Linked DNA regions of Homo sapiens: regions 1 and 3 are each linked to region 2. A link is a loop called in an ENCODE intact Hi-C map of the cell type or tissue named here. Cell type or tissue: dorsolateral prefrontal cortex. All regions are shown on one strand.

What was found. A loop is a pair of places that touch in the nucleus more often than their neighbours do. Peaks named below come from ENCODE experiments on the same cell type or tissue, not always from the same donor. Only the 100,000 strongest peaks of a DNase experiment are listed, where the experiment ranks them.
Region 1: it touches region 2 in a loop (2.2-fold over the local background); 10 of 110 quality-filtered maps call a loop at or near these places.
Region 3: it touches region 2 in a loop (8-fold over the local background); 70 of 110 quality-filtered maps call a loop at or near these places.

The regions. Positions count from the first base shown.
Region 1 is chr20:59,826,555-59,834,554 of GRCh38, reverse strand. All of the region lies in intron 8 of PHACTR3 (phosphatase and actin regulator 3), which reads right to left. Among named protein-coding and RNA genes, the nearest start is that of SYCP2, 100 kb to the left of the region's middle. In dorsolateral prefrontal cortex, no CTCF peak of the experiment used is centred here; DNase peaks (open chromatin) are centred at 2,634, 3,094 and 4,884; H3K27ac peaks cover 885 bases.
Region 2 is chr20:59,595,546-59,603,545 of GRCh38, reverse strand. It overlaps a transcript of PHACTR3 not described here. Among named protein-coding and RNA genes, the nearest start is that of PHACTR3, 5.0 kb to the left of the region's middle. In dorsolateral prefrontal cortex, CTCF peaks have their summits at 4,516 and 4,716 (motif pointing left); DNase peaks (open chromatin) are centred at 240 and 4,715; H3K4me3 peaks cover 80 bases; H3K27ac peaks cover 3,908 bases.
Region 3 is chr20:59,746,308-59,754,307 of GRCh38, reverse strand. It overlaps PHACTR3 (phosphatase and actin regulator 3), which reads right to left. Exons shown (of 13, transcript NM_080672.5): 3 at 6,473-6,550. Among named protein-coding and RNA genes, the nearest start is that of PHACTR3-AS1, 120 kb to the right of the region's middle. RefSeq lists enhancers at 1,651-1,980, 3,203-3,704. In dorsolateral prefrontal cortex, CTCF peaks have their summits at 3,021 (motif pointing right) and 6,217; DNase peaks (open chromatin) are centred at 1,425, 1,861, 3,027 and 4,780; H3K4me3 peaks cover 1,233 bases; H3K27ac peaks cover 6,289 bases.

The sequences.
Region 1 (8,000 bases), 230 kb before region 2:
AGAGTTACACAGAATCCACTTGGTACAGCAGTGTCTGCAAGGGTCTTGGAGAAGGAATTAGGTAAAGGAAGAGAAATCATCAGGAAATTGGAGTTGTCTGGGGTCTCCCCTTAGAGCTGGGCACCCAGCATTAGCTCGCTTCTGAATGTATCTGAGTCTCTGTAAACAGGGAATGGTAAGAGAACCCAACAGCCTCTGTGTGTGAATAATGGTGGGGCAGACCACCATAGGAAAAGCAGGAACAAGCCAGATTCCTGGCCCCCATGCTGCCCACAGAAGGGCTCGGAAGCAGGAAGGAGATGGGATGGAGGGGGAAGGCACACAGGCACTTTTAGAGCAATAGAAATGAAAAATCCCTGAAGCCCAGCAAGAGTGAGCGCACCATGAGTCTTTTACCCATGAAAAGGTACTTCCTTTGCACAGCTCCTCTGGCTAAGAGGGAGAGGCTGTGTATAGGAATGGGATCTTGGGAAGTAAAACGTGGAGTCCTAATAAGTAAGCAACAATGAGGAAGGGGTCCTAGGTGGGGGAGAAGAATTGTTCTGAGAGCCAGCTAATCACAGACAACCCACTGGCATGACATCCTATTTCCAAACACCTTGTTCCACTCGAAGACCCAGCAGTACTATCTTATCTGCACATAAGCCCCTCTGGCACAACCCTATAAAACTTCCCTCCAGCGCCTGCCTCTTTCCAGCAGCCCCTTCTCTACTGTGCTGCCCATTGCACCCTTGCAACGGATCTTCATACTTTCTCTAATAAATTTGCCTTTCTTTACCTATAACTGCCTTGGTAAACTCTTTCACTGTCCGCGATGCTGGCCCCAGCCATTTGTATTTTGTGTGTGGCTCAAGACAATTCTTGAGCCAGCTGCCCAGCCAGGAACACCCATAGGGACACCTGAGGAGTGAGGCTGTGCATTTCCTCAAATCTGAGAAGTACCCCAAATGTCCCTGGAGGCTAGTGTCCACTGGCATGGCCCCCGAACAAGGCTTCCCCCCGCCCTTTGTTGGAACCTTGTCTTTCTCATCCAAAATGAGAATTAGTACCAGACCCTCTTAATGAGCATTAAATGAGATAATGCACAAAAATGTTTGTGACAATGCATGCTTGGGATATAGTAATTTCTCAAGAAAACCCAACCTGTGACTTGCCAGCTGATCGCGGACCATGTTCCCAGAAAAGCATTTCATCCAACTGGTACACCTCAGGAAAGCGTGGACATCAAGCCAGCAAAAACTGTGCAATTGGTCCCAAGGCACAGAGGCAGTCTGGTAGTGGTCCAATCGCTCACTGCAGGGCTTCATCTAGCTGCCAAGCTTCTCACTGAATGTCAACAGGGTACCCCTGAATGGTCTAGAATATGCAGTCCTCTGGGTAGACACAGCCCCGGAGGCACAGGGTTGTAAACAGAGCAAAAGGGTGCTCAGGCCAGGACCCCACTGGCTTGTCACCAACCTGCCTCTCTACTTACAGAGTGCCAGGACCCCACACCTGGAAGGGTGGATGCAGAACCCTAGACAGTGCTGTGGGCCCCAAGACCCTCCCTGTGGTTCTCACCAGTGGAGGGGATTGAGGTGAGCAAGAAGACCCCTGACTGCCAGGTGAGGGTGCTAAGCAGGGTCTTAGGGTGGTTCTGCCAACCCAACAAGGCCAGGCCACCGTTCAGACTAGGCTCTAATCTGCACATGAATGGCTTCCCAGAAGGTGACACTTTAGTTGGGATCCAGAGGATGATTGGGGATCGCTAGGTGAGGAGAGGACATGTGCAAAGGTCCTGAGGTGGGGTCGTTTAGATCGCATGGAGGTGTGTGTGCACCGAGGCTGAGCAGGGGCAGGACCCACACAGCCTGGCATCGCTGGAGAGAGAGTCTGGATTCACTCCTGGAACCCCAGAGCGGCACTGAAGGATTTAAAGCAGACCTGGGTGAGATGGGGTGTGGGCGTGCCAGGACTAGATTTGCATTTGCAAACACTCTCCGGACTCTTCCAGATTTCTGTCCAACAGAGATGGAGATGAACCCACTACCAAGAGATACGGACCTGCCCAGACCCCCACCAGATACCAAGGACAAAGTGTGCTGCAGGCCTGTGAGGGCCCCCTGAAGTGTTCAAGACTTGGGGAAGAAGTTGGCCACAGAGCAAAAACACCCCACACTCCAAATTAATACTTGTTACCCTAAGTATACATAAAAGATACCCTTTTGTCCACCTGCTACCTGAAGCTATGCTAACTCTTCATGCAGAGTTGGGGCTTCCAAAAGGAAAAATGGTGACGAGCCTGATGCCAAGGACAGACAATTACTTTGCCAACATTACAGGCGAGACCCTTGAGGCTCAGAGAGAGGAATGTGATCAGCAGCTACTACAGCTGGAATCAGAACCCACAGCCAGTTCCAGATGCTGGGAGGGCTGAGGCAGGGAGGAACACCGGCAACACCAGCTGGCAGGAACTAGCCAGCAGGGACACAGCTGGGATGAGGCCCAGGAAGCATTCTCCCAGCACAGAGAGTCAGGCCCAGGCAGAGGCATGCATCACAGGCCACCACCCCTGCCCCACAGTGTGCTGACCCCTGCCCTGACACACAGTCGCCACTCAGGCCAGGGTGGCCCAGGAAATTTTCTAGGCAGAACCATGGCCAGGAAAAGGGCAGTCAGGTTGAACGAGTCATGAAGCTCTGTGAGAGCAGACCCCCAGAGCCGGCGCAGGCAAGGGGAGCAGCCTGTGTCGAGGAGCAAAGGAATGGGCGCCGGTTCCTCTCCCTCACTACATAGCCTGCTTGGACCTGGCTGGGGCAGGGATGCCGCCAGGGCTTCCTGGGCTTTGAGCTTCAGTATCAAGTTGCTCTCCGAGGAGCCGCTAGAGACGTGGCCGGAGCATAGCTGGGCTTTGGAAGCTGCAGAAGGCCCTGCAGAGGGGTGGGGCGGGGTAGGTGGGGGTGTAGAACCCCTGTGGGATTCCCCAAACCTCCCCACCCTCTGCAGCTGCTTGAGACTCCTGATTCAGAAATGGGGCTGCTGGTGACGTCCTGGTGCCGCCTGGAGCTGGGGAAGCCACAGTCTATTTCTGACTCTCCCCACTGAGAAAGCCTGAGTGTGGCAGTTAATTAAAGCATCGCGTGGGTGTGGGAGCAACACTAAGAAAAGAAACCCCAGGGACAGAGAGCAGCATCTGCCGGTCTCCCTACCTGGTCCCTGCTTGTGCACACACGAGAGGTGGGGATGACAGGGAGGCCGGAAGGACCAGGCTGGGCTGGGGAGCCAGGAAGAGGCTGGGCAGGCCCTGGAATGCAGACAGGAATTAAAGGTATCGAGCACAACACACCCTGGAAAAGGATGTCTGTATGTTCAAGTGTGGATGTGAGTCATTTCTGGGGGCCAAGGGGGCACCAGCCAAACAGGTGACCCCACAGGCACTTCCTGGTTCCGAGTGCCTCTCACACGACAGATCTGTAGCAGTCACCTACGACACACCTGGCCCTGTGCTGTGAGTAGCACAGAGGAGACAGGGAGCAGGGGACAAACAATGGGGAGGAAGGGGCCTAGAGGTGGAGCTGATGAGACCGCCGACAGCCTGGACAGTCAGGACGCCTGGAGAGGCTCCAGGAGTCATGATGCCACTGTGCCACCCACATTTCCAGGTCTGTGGAGGCTGTCAACTGTCTATTCCACAGTCAGCACTGGTGCCCCAGCACTGGCACAGAGCTAGGATTCCAGTTCCAGCTCTGACCCCTGCCAGCTGGGTGATGGCGTCACGCCCTCCCTTACTTGAGCCTCTGATTCCCCAGGTGAACACCTGCCAACAAAACCCACAGGGATGCTGGGAGAGTCGAGAACACTAAATACAGGAGGAGGTTGACACACAAATAGGTGGCATCATTACTACTATAGCACTGATATTATTCACCTGGCGTGCTGAGCCCAGGTCTCTTCCACCTTCAGCCAGCAGAGCTGCAGGCTCCATCCTGCCCAGCGCCTCCTTGCAGGCCTGGATCCCCAAGAATCACTCCTCCTTCAGACACTCACAGCCTCCTCCATCAGACGGATGCTCACACCCTCTTTCAACATCTGCTCATTCACACCTCCATCAGATGTTCACATCTTCCTCCATCAGATGCCCACACATTCCTCCATCAGACACTCACACCCTCTTCATCACTCATGCTCTCTCCATCAGACATTCACACCGTCTCCATCAGACACACCCTCCTCCATCAAATACTCACACCTTCTTTCATCATCTACTCACACTGTCCATCACTCACTTGCTTCCATCAGACACTCATACCCTCTTCTATCAGACACTCATACCCTCTTCCATCAGACACTCACGCCCTCTTCTATCAGACACTCATACCCTCTTCCATCAGACACGCACACCCTCTTCCACCAGACACGCACATGCTCCTGTCTGTCATAGCCTCTTTCATCAGACACCCCCTCTTCTCCCATCAGACGCCGTCTCAGTGCCAAGTTTGTACCAGTTTCTGAATCGTCCTCTGCACACACTGCTCAGCTGACTGCCTTCCTGCATGATGAGCACAGCAGCAGGGGCTGCAGGTAATTTCAGGAAGTGGAAGGACACGGGGTCAGGAGAAGCATAGTTCCAGCTCCCCAAGCTTTGCTTCCCCAATGAAGCCCCACCCAGCCAGGCTGCCCCACTAAACGCACATCCCCCAAATCTTGATCTCACCCCAGCACAGATGTCACAGAAAAGGTTTGAATCAACATCTAAAGTCACCTCAGTGTGGAGCAGAAATTGAGAAGCAATTCCTTCCATACAAGGCAGAATGCCTTCCTAGAGAGAACAGACAGCTCGACACCCACAGGGGACGCCCGGGCTATTTTGGGAGGCTCCTTTCTGGGAATGCCAATCCTGCCCCACAGCCGCCTTGAGTCACTGAGAAAAGCTGGCGGCCCCCGCCTGGAGATGGGATTCCCCAGCGAGGCAGCGTCTCCACACACCATTCACACGACGCATTGATGCATCCTCAGACATCTGATGGTGAATGGGGCAGATGTCTCGTCTGCTTGCCCCCAGGCGCACACCATCTGGGTGCACGGATGACAGGCACATTGACCCTATGTCTCAGAGCGTCAGAGCAATGTGGGTGTGTCTGGAGAGAAGTTCAGGAAGAGAAGAGGACTCTCCAGGCCATAAGATGAGGCCTGGATGATGAAAGAAACCGCCCAGGGAAAGACCTGGGATGGGCATCCAGGCAGAGGGGATGGAGTGTGTCCACACTAGGAAACAGCAAGCAGGGATGTTCTGCCGACTGAGGGCTCAGCTGAGAGGTGCTGGCTGCTGGTCCACATGCCTGGGGCAAGCCCCATCTCAGCAGCCAGCAGTCCTGACTTCTGGGATGCCGGGGAGGATGTGACTCCAGGCACTCTGAGTCCAAAGCCGACCTTTTCACACCCTGTTCCCCACCTCCTCACACCTGCTCCGTGCCCAGCATCCTGGGCTCAGGGGCTGGCTCCAGCCACCACCCAGGCACACACCAGACCCCTGGGAGAACTGGCTCCTCTTACTCCCTACGTCCAACACCCCAGGAAGCTCCAAGTCTGCTGGGTTCTGCTTGCATCCATCCATCCGTCCATCCATCCATCTGCCTCTCTCCATCCCCAAGGCCACTTCCCTGATCCAGGCCACAAGCCTCAGCCCTGGATGATGGAGACTTCCACACTGTCCACCTCCCTGCCCACAGCAGCATAACTCTAACTCCTACTCCCACGATGAGCTCAAGCCCGGGTTCCCACCATCCTCAGGACAAACTCCAAGGCCCTCAGCAAAGCCTTTCAGTTTACGGTGACCCCTCCAGCAGCCCCTCCTACTCCCACCCCTCCCAAAACTCCATGCCGGGTGATGGCCCCACGTCGAGCTGCATTTACCAATAAGTGGCTGTTCACACTGTCCCTGTCCGGCAAAGATGTCCTTCTCCTCACACGGGTCCGCAGCCCCACTGTACCCCACACACCCCCATTATTACAATTGTTCTGTCTTGTCCCTTTTCCTCCAAATCCCTGACACGCATAACCAAAAAAACAACATAACACCCTATCTGCAATATAAAGGAGGAAAAAGGAAATTAAGTTTTAATCAAATAACACATATTCCGATAGGTAAGTAAGTGCCAGGCATGGCTGGATTGGGTGACACAGCACACAATGCCAATGCTGCCGCTACAGAAAAATCACCATCACAGTGCCAGCCACCAATGCAGACAGACCCACAGCTGCCACACTGGTCACTCCATGCCCTGAGAGACACTAGTGGAGGAATGCTTCTTGGTGAAGCTCTGGACAAAGCAAGGTTCCCTCCCCAATCTGTGGGAGAGGTTTCTGGCATTTTGCATTCCAGGAGACGCCACCTGTAATACAGCTCCACCAAAATACCTCCTGTGTGTGTCCACAATGCACTTGGGATGAGGCTCAGGTCATCATAAACAGGCTTCGGACTCTCATGAGTGTCCCAGGGACATTCAGAAGTCAAGTGGAATGGGGGGCCAGTCTTCATTGCTAAGGGAGTGCCCCATGGCTGCAGAACACCTGCCTCCCGGGACCATCCTGAAAATACAGCAGGAGCTCCAGTTGCTGTGACAATCCACAGAGCTGCCCTGAGTTTCCAAAAGGCAACAGAACGGCTGGCCTGCCTCCTGTGTCCTGAGGGCATAGGAGGCAGGGCAACTTCAACTCCACCAGGAAGCCCCGCCAAGCTTGGTGCAGTGGGGGGCTTCTGATGTCGGGAAGGTGTCCCATGCCTCTTGTGCCCACAGTGACAAGCCTTCAGGCCAAAGGCTCCTGCCTACTCTGTCCTCCCAACCCCACCCTGCAGGAGAAATATGTCCCCTGGAGCCTGGGCTCCCTCCCAGGGCAGCACAGAAAAGAACTCCAGGTACGTGGAGTTGGCCTCCCAGACTCTCCAGTGTCTCTTGTCCTCCACCTCCTGGGTGCAGCCAGTCTCCTCTCTGCACCTCCATGGTCTCACCTGGTGAGACTGAAAGGAGAGAGCCGTATGTGAGGGGGCTAGCCAGGCCGCTGTGCCCTGGGCTCCGCAAGCTGCACACCGCACTGTCTCCATCACTGTTGCTATTTCTGTTTTGTCAGCCTGGCTCTGTGGCCCACCCTAAGCCAAAAAGGGACTCTAGACTGCCCTGCCCAGGGTTGGGTTAGTGCCCCTGGGATACAGATGAGATGAGTCCTTCACCCTCTGCACCAGGAACAGCCCCAGTGGTGGTGGGGAGGGGTCTCGCCTCCAATCAGCCTCCTGGAGCCGGGTGTTCCAAGGGCTCAGGTGAGGCACCAAGATCACGTGCACCCCCGCCCATGAAGGCCAGCTGGTCACCAGCACCAGTCTCTCCGGATGGTTCCCGGGCTGCCCTGAGAGGCTTCCCCAACCCCACCGTGAACATGCCCCTTCTACCTCCTCTTCCAGGTGCTAAAGACAGCAACATGGACACCAAGGGACATCCAGGTCACCTTCCATCTGGGGACTCTCAGAGGTACTGAGGAATCACCTGGTGCCTGAGAACTATGGGAGGGAAGGAGGGAGGGAAGGAGAGAAGGGAGGGGAGCAGGGAGAGGGAAGGATTCAAATCCTCCGGAGGAAAACCAGGCCCTTGACTTTCAGGACCAAACTCGCATCTACCTGTAGAGAGGCACTTTCTGTTCTCACAGTCAAGGTAACGCAGAGAATGTCATTCACAGTGACACCCAGCCCTGCCAATGCTACTTTTGAAAGGAGGAAAGTGGAGTGAGGAAGAAAGGCCAAGAACATGTGTGCAAAGAGGAGGGAGAGACGCACCCTGCAGGGAAGGACGTGAGAGAGGGAAGCAGAGACAGCAGGCGTAACAGGCAGGGCCAGGACTGTGTGTGCAGAGCAGGCATGAGAGACAGGGCAGGGACAGAGTGTGTGGGAGAGTGGGTATGAGAGGCAGAGTGAGGACAGTGTGTACAGAGAGAGCAGGTGTGAGAGGCAGGGCCAGGAGGGTGTGTGCAGA
Region 2 (8,000 bases):
ACAGCAGGGCCTGGGAGTGCAGTGTGAGCGCTGGCAGTGTGGACGAAATCCCGGTTAAGCGCCAAGGACAGAACTGAGCGGGGTGGTGGTGGGGAGGGGGAATAAAGTGGATGTTCACTCCACACAGAGCTTTGGGCTCTTAGCAGCAGTTATTTCAGCAGCATCAGTCACCTCTAAAGAAAGGACTCATTCATTCATTCAGACTGTGTGCAGAGTCGAGTGTGTGCCAGGCACCACACCAGGCATTAGGGACCTAGCAGTGCACAAACACAGAGACGCCCCAACTCCTTGAGTCTTCCGGGAAAGGGGGAGGGTGAAGCCGAGAATGGTCACCAACACACTAATAAGATGCCCAAATAATCATTTAATTACAGTTGGCAATTAAGATCAGGAAACAAAGAGGAAACTGGTGGGAAACTGCTAGGAATAGATACGTTTTATCCACATAAAAATGTGCTGGCTGGATGGTGAAGTGGCCTGCCAGCCTTGGACTGAGCATTTTGCATGGGGACCTCATTCCTTCCTACAACTGCCCTGGTAGGTGAGAGCTACTGTGGTCTCCACTTTTGAGATGAAGGCAACTTCAAGAGGTGAGCACTCTTGCCCAGGTTACAAGCCAGCACGTGGAAGAGCTGGGCCACAGCCAATGCTCTTGGCCCAGGGTCTCTCCAAGTGGGTCTTCAACACCTCCCACTCCAAGTCCCCAGGGGCTGTCCTGACACACTGAGTACTGGCCCCATGGGAAGGTTTCTGAATCCTTGCCCCCAACCATGCCTTGGGCCCCTTCCGAGTCTGGGTGAGTGAACACCTGAGACAGTTCAGTTCCATTGGAAGGAAGCCTGCAGCTGACCCAGCCACGGCAGGTGCAGAAATGGTGGGGATGGGCAGGAAGGGATAGAGCCCAGAGACTGGCTATAGGTGGGGGGGAGGAGAAAGATCACACCAGAGGTCTCCAGCTGTCTGTCATTTGCCAACCATCCCTATGATTTTTAGCCTTCCCTATTTAAAACCTATCCTTCCATCCCTTAAGATTTGTCTTTAAATCAACTCTTTGCACTTAAACATATTTTTTCTTTTCTCTCTCTCTCTCTTTTTTTTTTTTTTTTGAAAGAGTTTTGCTCTGTTTTCCAGGCTGGAGTGCAGTGGCTATTCACGGGGGCAATCATAGTGCACTACAGCCTCAAACTCCTGGGCTCAAACAATCATCCCACCTCAGCCTTCCTAGTACTTGGGAGTACAGTGTGCACCTCCACACCGGGCCGACATGCATGTTAAAGGAAGCCTTCAATAGGACTGATGGAGCACAGCCTCGCTGGCTGGCATTGGTGGGGGGGACCACGGCACTAACTCAATACCTGAGTCCACTCTTGGCCTGAGCTGTCTCCTGTGTGGTTAAAAAGGGCCCAAGGGTGAGAGAGGAGTTCAGCCAGGCAGGCACCGAATAGAGACATCCTCCTTAATGTTACCATAAGGACAAAGAATGGAAGGAACTTTCTATCTAAGCCAATGTTCCTGCCTTGTCCGTGCACCACCAAAAATTATCCCTAGTCCCTTCAGATGGTCTACACAGCAGCACCCATTCACCTACTCCACCAAACTGTGTATGGATGAGGGTTAAAAACATATAAAAGGATAAGACTTGGCATTTGAGCTCAGGAGCCCACATGGAGTGGGGAAGCAGAAGATGAGATGCAACCAAGTTTTATTTCTTAGAAGTATATATTTTAGCAAAGCACTGTGGTTTGTTAAAGGTAGGTAGAGCTGGAGCTTTTCCTTATATTATTCTTTGGCTTTGAGATGTTCCATACTAAAAATAGTTTTAAATTTAAAAAAAGTTAGCAATCCCACCTCTACTGACCAATAGAAGATAATAAGGTCTCCGGGTAAATTGCCTGCCGGAGAGACTTTGGACTTCAAAGTCGGTCATCTCCAGACCATGACTGGCTTGAGCCCTGTGAGGATCTGGTCCCCAAGGTGTGTGAAAGGCACCTGTTTGGAGGAGGGTTTCCAGCCTTGAGGGCCCACAACAGGTTTTTGTGAAAGTCACCAATTGTCCCTCCTGAACAAGATCCCTGGCAAGGGGTGGATTTGGAAGGCCATTGCAGAAACCCTATTGGAATGAACAAAGCTTCATAATGGCCAAAAAATTACGAACAACCTAAATGTCCATGGACTGATAAATGGGTAAATAAAATGTGGTCCATCCTAACTGTAGGATAATATGCAGCCATGAAAAGGAGGGACGTACTGACATGTGCCACAATCACATGCAGATGAACCTGGAAAACATTATGCAAGTAAAAGAAGCCAGTGGCAGAAGGCCACGTGCCACATGAACCCAGTTATATGCAATGTCCATCCAATCAGAAAGCAGATCTGTGGACGCCGAGGATGGGGAGTGGGAGAAGAGAGGGGCTGACTGCTAATGGGTACCGTTTCTTTTTTGAGTTCTAGAAATGTTCTTAATGTTCTAAAATTAGATTATGGTGATGGTTTCATAACTCTGTAAATATACTAAAAACCACTGAATTTTATACTTTAAATGCGTGAACTTAATGATATGTAAATTCTTTCAATAAAGCTTTAAAAAAAAAAAAAAAGCATGTAGAGGCACTAGGCTGAGCTTTGAATTTGGAGGATTGGGTTCTGCCTCTTGCCCTGGTGGGCATAATCAACACTGAAACCCTCCCTGTCTCCACCCAGATTCTAGATCAGATAGAAGCTCATCGAAGGACCCCCCTTCTGCCCCTTGATCTCCTTGATCCGAAAACCCAAAGCCATTTCCTGACTCAGGGCAGCCCCGATAACCCAACACTGCTCCCTGAAGAACCACAAAGATGGGACAGAGTCAGTCCAAATTGCCCAAGTCCCTTTCAAAACTCACAAAACCGCAAAGGCAAAGGCAGTTTCCTCTGCCCAGGGGCAGCCAGGGAGCACATCACTGCAAAGGTGGCTCAGGGATGGCAGAACCCCTCCAACACACAGCGCATGTATGAGGCACCCCTGCTCATTAGGGAGTGGTGAGGAATGGTACCCCAAGACCAATTCCACCCCCACACACCTCCCAAGTTGGTCTCATTCTTAAAGCAGGTACAGACCAATGGATGCATCCAACCATCCAATATTTCCTAAGAATCTATTCTGTGCCCAAACAGTCACTTTGCCAGGAATACCACCATGAATGAGACATGATTGCACATTGGCTTTGTGGAGCTTGAGGTCTAGCACAGAAGACAAGATTGACTAATATGAATCAAAGGATCAATTAATTTCAATGAGTACAGAGTGCAGCATGCCTCATCTGGAGCAGAGAGGGAGCCTGGTTTGAAGAAGTGATGCTCTGGAAGTGCAAGGGCAAATGGAAGCCAACTGGACATGCAAGGGAGGAAGGGCGCCCCGGGCAGAGGGAACAGCCTGAGCGAAGACCATGAGGTGGGAGCAGCATGGAGCCCTGAAGTCCCTGCAAAGAGGCCAGAGCAAGGATCTGCAGCCACAAAGAGGGGATGACCCAGACCATGCAACATCTCATGGACCTCAGGAAGAGCCTGATTTTGTTCCAAGGATGGTGGAAAGCCACTGAGGCAGTGGTGGGTCTCCAGAGCATCCTTCTGGCTGCTGTCAGAGAAGGGACATGTGGGGCAAGGGAGGAAGCAGCAGGATGGACCAGGAGGCTGGAAATCATCCTGGTGAGTGGTAGCAGCAGCCTGGCCCAGCAGGAATAGGCAGAGGCACCCAGCAGGCTGGACTCGGTGTTCTCTGAAGGTGGCTCCCACAGGTTTGTGATGGATGAGCTACGGGGGACTAGAGAGAGAAGTCAAGGATACCTCCAGGGTTTGTTTTGTTTTGTTTTGTTTTGTTTTCTAGTTAACTATTTATGAGGGGGGTAGAATTGAGGTTACCAGCAAATCTGATACTGACAACAGGGTGGGTGTGATGCTATCTCCTGGGTGGGGAGGATCAGATCAGGGAGGGAGGAGGCAGCAAAGAGGAGGAGCCCCGTTTGACAAGCAGCCTTTGGGGTGATGTGGAAGAGTCTGCTGCCCATCACAATGGGGTTGTAAACTGAAACCAACCACTGGCCTGAGGCTACTTCTTGCGGGCACTTAGACGGTTAGCTCAATTCCGCCGTCTTCTTATGCTACCAACTGCTCTCCTAAGGCCCTGGGAGCCTTGAAGTTCCCTGGGGAGCTGATGGGCCAAGGACCTGGATGGTGGCAATGTCGGCTTCACAGGCACGGGGATTTTTGTTGTGTTTGTTCACCCAAGAATGTGCCTGGGAGGTCGTAGTCTCCCAGTACATACATATCCATTGATGAATAAATGAATGAATGTGCACGGCGGAGCCTAGCCAGGCAACTGCCCTGCTCCAGGAGTGAAGGCTCAGCCTCCCCACGGCCAAGCTGGCTCCGGGCTTTGTGGGACTGAGGGGCTCATGCTCCCTCTGCTGCCTCAGTCCCCCAGGACAATCTAGTTTCTTCTCTGGGGCTCCAGGGAACTCTTCTTCATGCTTAATGTAAAAATAACTCATTCAGCAAACTTCAAATGCTTAAGAAGAACTGCTCAAGCCACGATCTCAGGCTAAACTCATAGGGAACCATCTAAAGAGAAACAAGAAGGCAAAACACCAGTGTGGGAGTTCCAGGACCCAAGGAAAGATGAAGGCAAAACCACCACTCTGACACAGGCCAGGTTCGTCAGGTGGGCAGCCGCGCCCTCTGCTGGTCACCTGGAAAAACAACACCTGAAGTAGTGGCGGGTGGGAATGGTCCTTGGACCTGGCTTGACGACGTAGCCTTGAACTTCACTTCCTGCACCTTTGACCACATCCCTGAGGGACTCTCTACCTAGAGCTGTGACCAGAGACTACCCAGAGTGGTGCTCAATGCAATGCCAACCAAGGCTTTTTAAAAACAACACACCCAGCTCTTCCAGAACCAAATCCCTGATTTCACCATTCATGGCCTCTGCCCTGAAAGGCACTGGTAGCTAGAGTCGCCCTGAAAAAATGTGGTGTGGGCATCCCATGGCTTCCTGGAGATATGCCTAGCCCTCCTTGGGGTCAAGTCCACTCAAGCTGTCTAGGGCAGGAGCCACAGACCCAGGCACAAGATCAGGTCCCAACATTTTCTGACTGTGTGGCCCCGCTGAGCCTCCGTGTGTAAGTGAGAAGAAGATAACCTACCTTACAGGGTGTGGGCATTTGACACAGCACACAGAAGCCCTCAATACGCTTTCACCATTAGCAGAACAAAAAGTTCCTTGAGAGAGACCACCTGCCCTTTGATATTCTCCTTCCGTGCCCCCAGCACATCCAGGTGACTGGGAGAGGGGCCTATCTATGAGGCAGCAGAGATAGAAGACAGAACCCAGAGCAGAGAAACACAACCCGGGGCAGGGAGGCTTTCGACAGGGAAGGCAGAAAGCAGCCCCACTGGCCCCTGCACTCTTGTGTCATGGGCCACTGACCCATCTTGTATGTTGTCAGCACAAAGCTATAGACCTCCAGGTGACTTTTCCTCCATCCTGGGTCCCCCCACACAGTGACAGATACTGCATGCTCCGACTCTAGCTAATGAAAGGAGAGGAACAGGCTTCTGGGGCCTCTGGGAAAGATTGCTGATAGACAGAGAGAGCCACTTACAGAAAAAGCATTTGTCACCATTGCAGGTGCAGTTTGCAGTCCTGACTGCATTCCTGCTTCCTGCTCTGGAGTGCCTGTGGGGCCTGGAACAGCAGCAGCCAGCCTGTGACCCTGCAGCAACACACAGGAGGATGAAACGCTAACAGCAGAGAAAGACCTTGCACCTGTCTCCCTCCTGATCTCTTATAAAGGGACCAAACATCCTGCTGGCATAGGCCTCTGATAGTAGGGTTTTCATTTACTTAACACTTAGCTCTTACCATGTGCCAGCCATTGTTCTAAAAACTTTACAATGATTGCCATGGCTAAGGCTGAAACTACCCAAATCAGGTAGAACTGTGATTTTCCCATTTAGCCAATGAGGAAAATGAGAGGCAAAGTTCTTAAGTACTTGCCCCAGGTCACAAACCTGCAAAGCCAGGACTGGATCCCATGTCCTCAGCTCCAGAGCTCAGGCTGTTATTGCATCATATATACCCCAACTCACACAGGCAGGAACCTCATGCTTTTGTTGGGTCCCCCGAAAAGTCACTGACTTGATGATGATGATAAAGGAGGAGGAAGTATGAAAGGAAGAGGAGGAGGTAACAAGATTAATGCTGACAGCACTTTTATAGAGCCTAGAGCTTACCAAGGACCTCACATGCATTGATTTATAATCTTGTGAGGTTGGAATAATCATCCTCTTTCTTACAAACAATGAAGTTGAGGCTCAGACAGGGTATCTAACAAGGGTTACCAACAGGACAGAAAAGGGCTCCTACATTCTTTCCATAATACCAGCTCCAGCTCATCCCTCTGGCCTCCCCAACCCACCAAAATCTCTACCAGCAACCCCGGCTTACAAAGCAGACATTTGCTCAACAAACATGCACCAAACACTGACTCCATGCCAGGCCCTGTCCTGTGTGCTGTCAGGCACGGGATGGCTTGGCCCAGTCTGCATGGTGAGGGGGTAAGCCGTGTCCAACACCATCACAGCATGGAGAGGTAGTAGTGTATGAAGCCACTGGCCAGGCTGGGAAGCTCAGGGAAGCTCCAGGAAATGGCCTTTCACTGGTGCCTGCACGTGACCTATATTTGTTGAGTACCTGCTATGCACCAGGCACTGGCAATCCAGCAGTACACAAAACAGATGCAAAAATACACCACCGCCCTGCTGAGCAGAGCTTGGAAGGACACAGAGGAATTTGCTGAGCAGACACACAAGCTATGCATGCCAATGTCCAGAGGTGTTACACGCAGAATAACTCATCCAAATCAAAGATAGTTATCAGACAATAAAATGTTTTTGAAATTTTTAACCTAAGAATTTGAGCAGGCATTAAATTGAGCTACATTCACAAAATGAAATACCATACAACAGTGAAATTAACCAGACAAAAACCTGGGTAGGTATCACAATATTCTGTTAAAGAAGACTGTGTTCTATCTTATTCCATTTACAGAAGGTTCAGTACCAGGGCCAGGCATGGTGGCTCATGCCTATAAACCCAGCACTCTGGGAGGCCAAGGTGGACAGATCTCTTGAGGTCCGAAGTTCAAGACCAGCCTGGTCAACATGGTGAAAGCCTGTCTCTACTAAAAATATACACACACAAAAATTAGCCAGGCATGATGCTGTGTGCCTGTAGTAATTTACTTGGGAGACTGAGCCAGGAGAATCGCTTGAATCTAGGAGGTGGAGGTTGCAGTGATCCAAGATCATGCCACTGCACTCCAGCCTGGGCAACAGAGTGAGCTCTGTCCGAAAAAAGAAAACAAAGAAAAATAAAAACCAGACAACACTACTTGATGATGTTAGACTGCAGAGAATAGCTACCCATGGAGGAGGGGTTTTGTTAAGAGAGGACACGAGGCGGCTTTGGGATCCAGGTTATATTCTGCTTCTTGAACTGCGTTCTGCCTACAGAGGTGTGTTCACTTGGTGAAAATTCATCAAGATGAACGTTTATGGTATGTGCACTTTTCAACAGGTATCTTACAATTAAGAGTAAAAAAATAAAAGTAAAGAAGAAAGGCAGAGCAGACTTCAGAGCAAGAGAAGCTACCAGGGACAACAAAGGGCATTACATAACGATAAAGGAGTCAATTCTCCAAAAAGACATAATAATCCTTAACGCGTACACACCTAATGACAGACGTCAAAATACATGAGGTAAAAATTGACAGAACTTCAAAGAAAAAAATGGATGAATGCATGATTAAAGTTGGTGACCGCAATACCCGTCTATCAGAAACGAACAGACCCATCAAGCAGAAAATCAGTAACGACAGAGTTGAACTCAACAGCACCATCAATCAACTGGATGTAACAGACATCTATAAACCACTTCCTCCAACAACAGTAGAATACCCA
Region 3 (8,000 bases), 150 kb before region 2:
ACCTGGTGCTTTCCGTCTCTTGAAGCTCGGCTGCTGCAGCCTCTGAGGGTCTGGCCCTTCACTTGCCATCCCTGGGTTTGCACCTTAATGCTGAGGGGCTCAGCACTTGGAGAGCAAAATAAATGGCTCAGTTACCCAACTGCAGGATGGCAGGGCCCTCGGCCAGCAAGTCACAGTCACGTCACTGAGATGCACGTTACAGCCCCATGCACAAAGCCTCCACATAGCCCTGCAGGACTCCTCTCAATCTCTACAGCAGTTCCTGGAGGCCCGGTGCAGAGGGCAGTGTGACCTGCACATGTCGACACAGCCACGAGGTGGCCGTTTGGGGATGCTAGCCTACGCTGACCTCCTTCCACACACGTCCCATCCTGGCAGTGGAAGGAGGAGGCAACATTTACTTCAGGGTCAGGGTCCATAGGACCTGGTCAGTCCCGATTCCTACCTGCCATCCCTGTGTCCTTCAACAGTGTCCCTTTCACTCCTAAAAGTGTCCTGTTTGGACAAACAGTATACAGTCACCCCATCATGCGTCCCACCACCTGCAAACGGTGTTTTGTGCCCAAATAGCAAATTCCTCTGGATCTCAATTTCCTTATCTATAAAATGGGGATAATATTTCTGCTTGCTTCATGGCAACATAGTGAGAATTAACGGAGCTAGGGTATGGAATGTGTCTGGCATAAGGTAGGCACTTTACATGTGCTTTCTGTCATTGTTGTTGGTGATGGTTTCTGACAACGAGAAGAGGAGGGTGACAAGAGTGATCTGGCCCCTTGGTCTGCACCTTTGGGCCCATCTGCTAACAGCAGGCTTAGGACAGAACCGTTTCTCCCTCCAGAGTCCTCACCACACCCAGGACTCATGCCAGACCCATTTCCTGCCTGGGACCCTGGAAGAGATTTGAGCTTGTCATCGCTGCTGATCATATTCCCTCTGCCGCACACGTCTCCTCCGGGGAGAATGAAAAGGTCAGCCATGCCAGAAGTCTGGAGATTTAGGGCTGGACGATCTCATCCATGCAGCCGCGTCAGTTGCCCAGAGGTCCAGGCGAGGCTGGCAGGCTCTTCCCATAAGGCGCAGATGGCCATTGTGACGGGCTCTGTGGGCCACGTGCTGTATCCCCCGTGCTGCAACCCTTGATTTTTTTTTTTTAATTTTTATGAAAGTCTTTTCTATTTAAAAAGCATTCTTAGCTCAAAGACCACATAAAAACAGGTCCTGAGCCACATTTGACCCTTGGCTATAACAGCCCACCAACCCAGATACAAGCCAAGAGAGCTCACCGAGTAGACAAAATTAGAGGTCACAAAGCTGAAAACTGAAACCAGCCCCTTCTCGTGACCGACTTACTCGCATTTGACGTGCAACCGTGACAGCACAGCTTACCCAGCCCCTGGCAACACACAGGGAATGTGAGAGCTGGCGTAGGGGAGCACAGGGCTCTGCCAGCTTGAGCTTCACACCTACCCTATGTGACAGGCAAGGCTGCCACCCACCACTTGCAGTTATGGACACCAAACCTTAGAATGCACAGGTCTTTTGCTGCCATGACTGTCACTGCTGTTAATAATAAGGATGCCTCCATCGTCATCATCAAAATCATCACAACTGCCACTATAAAAAGGTCAGAACATAGAACCTGGAAGGCCCAGAGGTCTCCAGACTCAGAAAAGCACCATGCCCCTCCACAGTCTTTGAACCTTCCCCTGCTTTCTTGCAGGTTTTCTGCAAGGACTTCTTGCAGGACTTCTCTGGGCTGCGGTCAGAGCTCCAGCTCATAATCATGTTCAGTGAAAAGTTTCAGTTCCCAAAATAGCCCTGGTGGCAGGGCCGTTGCTAAGAAACGCTGGTTGGGGAGGGGTTGGGGGAGCGGTGGGAGCCCAGGCCCTGCTCCTCTCGCTGGAAGGCCAGCCTCCGCCCGGCCACTCTCCTTCTGAGGGCTGCAGAGGGGAGCGCGGGGCAGTGCACCTGAGCAGCCACAGTGAGAGGGAACGTGTTGCAGACATGCACACACACTCACAGATGCACACGCAGGCACACACGTGTGTCGTGGCACATGTGCACAGTGCAAGCACAGGTGGGTGCACACAGGTGCACGTGCATGTGTGTGCACACGTGCAGACATGTGTCCCCCGGCGTTCCTACCACATGGAAACCAGATAGACTTGATTTGTCACTGTCCAATTCCCTGAGGAAAGAATGCCTAGTCAATCTCAAGTCACTGAACACAGCACAGAGTAATAAACTCTCTTCTTTTATACCCAATGACGGGGTAGGAAATTCCTTAAATTATTTAAGAAAATGCCAAGTCAACGCATACAGGGAGATGGAGGAAAGTCATTCAGAACATAAACAGTGTCTAGCACAGAGAAACGTGGGCTGGGGACCAGGGCAAGGGGGCTGGGGAAGGGGACCCCTTGTACCAGAGATTTGGTCTGGCCTCACTTAGTCACGGATATCCGAGACGAGGGTGGAAGGAGCACTGAAGAGATCAGAGGGGTCCCCTCTGCCCTCCCCAGGGCACAACGGGCTCCACTGCACACATCTAGTCATGTAATAACGCCACCAGCAGGGTCCTTCCTAGGTCCAAGCTGGCGACTAGAGTCACAGGAACGAGAGGGGAGGGGGTCACAGTGGTTCATAAAACAGACCATCGATCATAAAGTAACACCCCAGAGGGAGCAAACTCATGCCCTGGATGCTGCCTCACCCCCGGGAGCTGGCGGGCTCTCTTCTGCTGGCCCTGCCCAGAGTCCGGCTCACTCCACCAGGCTGCCCACCTGCTTCAGGGCAAGCTCCAGGGTGTCCAATGTGTATGTACATGTGTGTGTGCATACATGCGCGTGTGCAGGGCAGAGGGCAATCCTGGGGTTTGTCCTGGCCAAGGAAGTTCAAATGTGAGTTTCGAGGGGGCTCAAATGAGGCTCTGGAGTCCCTGACAATCCACTCCCACAGCCTCACAGGGCCTGTCCTGCATGAAGTCCCGTCCACCTTGCAGGGAGGCTCATGAGCCTGGCCGGCCACAGGAGGGCGCCCCCGGCTGCAGATTCGTCCCTGCCAGCAGTGGAAGGCGGTGGCTGAAGCCGGTTCCTTAACCCTGAAGCCGGTTCCTTAACCCCAAAGCCAGGAAAGCGCCTCTGCTCCTCACCCTGGAGAGTCCTCACATCCACAGCAGAGGCGGCGGCACTGCGTGCCTACCCCAGAGCAACAGCCCTCAAGCCTGATCCTCCCCTGAGCCGGAGAGGGCAGGTGCACAGCCACCGCCAACAATTCCAGTCATCCTGCAAGAGGACCCGGTGACCCAGCACCAGGAGGATTAGGGACAGACAGGGTCTGACCTCAGGTCGACCCAGTGAGAAAAGACATTTTTGAAGCTAGTGCAGGACGGAAACTGCGGTGCAGGGAAGGATTTAGCCGGGAGCCTGTGGCCAAGCATCTGCGTGGATCCCGTTATTACAGCACGTTGATTACAGGTTGATTACAGGTGGCACACAGTAAAGGATTCAAGCAGCACAGAAGAGTCGACTGCGAAAAGCAAGTCCAAGTCCCCTCCCAGAGCAACCCCTGCTGCCCGGTCCCTGATATTTCCCTGCAGAGACACTCGGGCTCCTCGCAGATCCCACCCACTCGCACTGTGGCCGCCCCAGGCTCCCGCAGCAGCGTGGTCATGCCTCTGCCACCCCAGCCGGTGTGTGGGCAGGGAAGACGGGAGGCGTCTTGACCCAAGCCCCTCTCCCTTTCCTGCTTCCTCCTTCCTCCTTTCCTCCAACCCAACCCACCATCTCAAGGTCCCTTCCACCGCGGGGACTTGTGCTTGCTGCTCCTGTGGGCTGGAAGTCACTCCCCGCTTCCTTCTGTCTCTTGGCTTTTCAACCTTCCTGCATCAAAGTCGGAATCAGCTGTGGAGGATGAGGAAGCACTGCTGCCTGGGTCCCACGCCCAGCGCATCTAATTTAACTGCTGCCTGAGCGGTGGAGGGTTATTAAATCTCTCCAGGTGATCCTAATATGCAACAGACTCTGAGAACCAGCCTAGGTCCTCCTGCCCACCTTTGGACCTGACTCAAACATCTCCCGGCCCCCCGAGAACCAGGTCAGGTCCTGTCTCATGATCTTAGGGTGCTGCATCCTTCACTGCACTCACTGTGGTCGTGAGTTGCCGGCTTTTTGTGGGATTACCTAATGGCCCCACTGGATGTGCGTTCAGAACAGTATTTTGCTCACCTGTGTCCTCAGCAGCTAGCACAGACCCTGACACAGAGTGGGCCCTCAATAAAATGTCATGGCATCAATTTAGGAGTGCATTTTCCCTCTCAAGGAAAGAGACTGTGTTTCAGGCCACTCTAGTCCCTGGTCCACAATCATTTAGCAAGAGAGAGAGTATGGAAGGTAGAGATGAGCAAACCACAATGTGGGGACCAATCCAGCTCCCCCACCTGGATTTGACATCTTTAAATGGTTGACAAAAGAAAAAAAAATCAAAAGAAAAATAATAGTTTGTGGCACATGAAAATTATATAAAATTCAAAGGCCAGTGGCCATAAATAAAGTTTTCTTGGGACACAGCCATGCCCTCTCATGCATGTTTTGTCTCCGGCTGCCTTTGCGCTACAAAAGCAGAGACAAGTAGTTGCAACAGAGACTGCACGTCCCCCTGAAATATGCACTATCTGACCCTCTCCAGAAAAGGTTTGCCGACCCTGATCTAAAGTGATTCTGTAAGCCTGCGGGTGTGTGATGTCGCCGTCAGAGGCACGGAAGCCAGAGACCAGGCTCCCACGGCAGCAGGGTGAGAGCCACACTGTCAGCCTGGCCGCGGCCAAGCATTCGTCTCCAGCCTCTGCTATGACTTCATCAGACAAAGTCATCTTGCAAAAATTCAGAGTGGAAAAAAGCCAACGCTCCTAGAAGTTTTCCCCTTTAATTAGTCAAACTATAGCTTCATTTTTGAGAGGAACCAAATCTATATACTTACTCTTTACTCAACAAAAGTAGTGTTTTTTTTAGAATAGATGAGAAAAGGCCTTAGCATTGTTTTCATCTTCCTTTCTCCTTCCCTAAGATCCAAAGGTATGCTTGTTGGCAACATATTCAAAATGCCGGAGTTTGACACTTTTTTGTCCCATCCCAGTGAAAATCCTCCAGATTTCTAGCTCAGCAACCGCATTCCGCCAAATCCGAGCGTCACGACGGCGTTAACCATCTGAGTGCCACGGGACTTGACACCAAGCTTTCCTCGCACATGTAAGGTTTTATTATCACTATGAAGCAATTTCCCATGTAGATTTCCCCTAAAAATAGCATCATCAAAATACTTCACTCTTCGAGTCTAAAGAGAGGAAACAATGACAAAAGCCTGGGCCCACAATCGGGTTTGTGTGCTGACAGGCCCGGCTGCATAAAATCTGGATTCGTTTATTTCATGAGCTTCCTTCCTAATTCCTGATATTTGGGCCAAATTACAAAGACACTAGTAATATTTTAAGGCTGAAGTGGGGAGAGAGGAATTCAATATATCCATGCAAGCCTCAGGAAACTGGCTATGCATGGCCAGATTCCTCAAATCAGCAGGCCAGAGCTTGGTCCAGCTCCAGAGAGTCTTCCAGAGGCAGTGAGGTGTTGTGAAACCTCCTAACCAAGATTTAGCCTCTCAGGGAACCGGAAGGCACCAAGGGCTAGTGTCAGCATCTAAGTCCTGGGCCTCACACCTCCAGGAATCCATCACAAAGAGAAAGACTTGGGAATTAAAGAACTCTGTTCAGTTAATTGCATGAGTGATAATAACTGGCCTTTCTGAAAGATGGAAACAAAGATGATTATGTAGACCCCACTGAGATTAAGCTCTCTAGACCAGAGACCAAGAGATCAGGATTTGTTCTGTGTCTCTGCTCTCAGGCTGCAATGACTTGGGGCAGTCACCACCCAGACCCTCCCACGCCTCGTCTGCAAGTGGGATAGCCGCTGCCTCTCTCCCCAGGGATGCTGGGAAGACCAATGAGACAGGGCGTGCACAATATCCCACCCCGCCCCAGCATGTCCTGAATGCTTCCTACATGGTGGTAGGGGGAGTAGGTAATAGTGGAATTAAAAATAATTTGCCCAAATGGAGGACTGAAATGTGAATATGAAAAAAAAATTAATGCTGAAAAAACCACTGCTACCACTTTAAAGGAATTGGGATAAACCACCAGATTCATGCACACCCAGCTCTGTTAGACATTCCCCAGAGAGGAGTGGTGCCATGAGGGGGAGCTCTTCAGCTCAGTAATGGGGTCTCCCGTGCCCCTGGGGGCTGGACCAATGGAATGGCTCCTGACATGGGGTGTCTCTCCAACCTTGCAGGCTTCATCTGAACACGGCCCTCCTTGGATTCTACACTGTTTCTGATGGGCTTCCTGGGCTCATGTGAGACTTTCCATTCTGCATTCCCAGCACCGTGCCCTTCCAAGCCAGGGACGGGTCCCACTTACCCTGCTCCATCATCTCCAGCAGCCCCTTCTTGATGAGCTCCTCTCGGCCTTGCCTGCCGGCCATCTTCTTCTCCAGCGCTGCCCAACACACAAACACACAGGTGAGTCTCAGGCAAAGGTGTCACTGGGCCCTGTCCAAGCCACAGCCAATGCCAGGCTCAAGTTTACAGACCAAAAACACTGAGCTAGCAGGCGCCTCGGGGTTAGGGGGCCTAGTCCACTGGCGAGGCCCAACTTTCTTACCAAGAGTGCTGCTAAGCAATGTGCATAAACCACAGCTAAAGAGCAGTGCACGCAGTAGATATTCTACAGCGATCATTTCTGTGATTTATCTGGAAAGCCCCTGCACATATAACGCCCCTCTCTAAGCTAGCTCTCACCAGCCATTCCTGCCCTTCACCAAATGTTCCCTAAATTACCAACCAAGGAAAGTGCCCTCCCTCTGCCGCCAACACCCCGGGCTCCTTTCCGTGGTTCCTGTTCGCCTTTGCGAAGTGCCTCCTGGCCGCTCTTAACATCCACTCACAGATGAGATTCTCCTGTGCGGCTCTCCCACTAGAGCTTCTTCCAATAAACCCAGGTTAAAAGCTTCCAGTCTACCAGATGGACAGGAAGGGAGGAGGCCAGCCCCCAGTCCCCTTCCACCAAGCCTAATTTGCCAAATCTTTGTCAATTCCGCCTTCAGAATAGCCCTTTCTGCCTCCCCTTCCCGGAGCAAAACACTCTTGAGCGACGGCCACCACCTTGTCCCATTCTCCCTTCTTTCACAGGCAGGCCTCGGGCTGCTCCACAATCATCTTCTTCCTTCCGTCAGGAAAACTGTTTGCCTACAGGTGAGCCCCAATTTCCAAATACAAGACTACATAACCACCTCAACCCTTTCTTTGAAAGATGCAGCTTTGCAAGGGCTGTTTCCACTGCTGTGATGATTTCCCCGCCTTTCCCAATGAACCAATTACATCTCAGCTCAATGCAGCCTCCTCACCTGGGTCTTCTCCGACCACTGGGCCCAAAGCAGTGCCCGCCCTGCTCATTTCCACCCCAGGGCCTGCTCCGTGATCCTGCCATTAACCCTGGATCACAGAGAGTCCATCAGTGTTCTGTGTGTGCAGGGGGCCCTGCCAGCTGCCGGGGAACAGACAGAGTCAGCCCACCTGGCTTAGCTTAATGTCTAGTTGGGGAGGCAGATGACAAACAGGCACTGGCAATGGAATTATTTCACTTACTCAAAAGCATTTCCTGAGCACCTGCTATGTGCCAAGTGCTGAGCTGGGTGCTGGGGAGTCACGGAGGGCAGAAGCCCTGCAGCCTTCACAGGTGGGGCTCCACTGGGGGAACAGGCCATGGTGATCAGGTGTTCAATCTATGGAAACCCCTTACACATTTACTGAGCACCTACTGTGTGCCAGGCACCATGTCAGGCACAGGAGATTCTGCCATGAGCAAGACAGGCACAGCCTCTGCCTGATGCCAGCACAGGTGGGAGGACAGATGGCAAGTGTCTAGAAGTGGGCGAGGAGGAATAAGT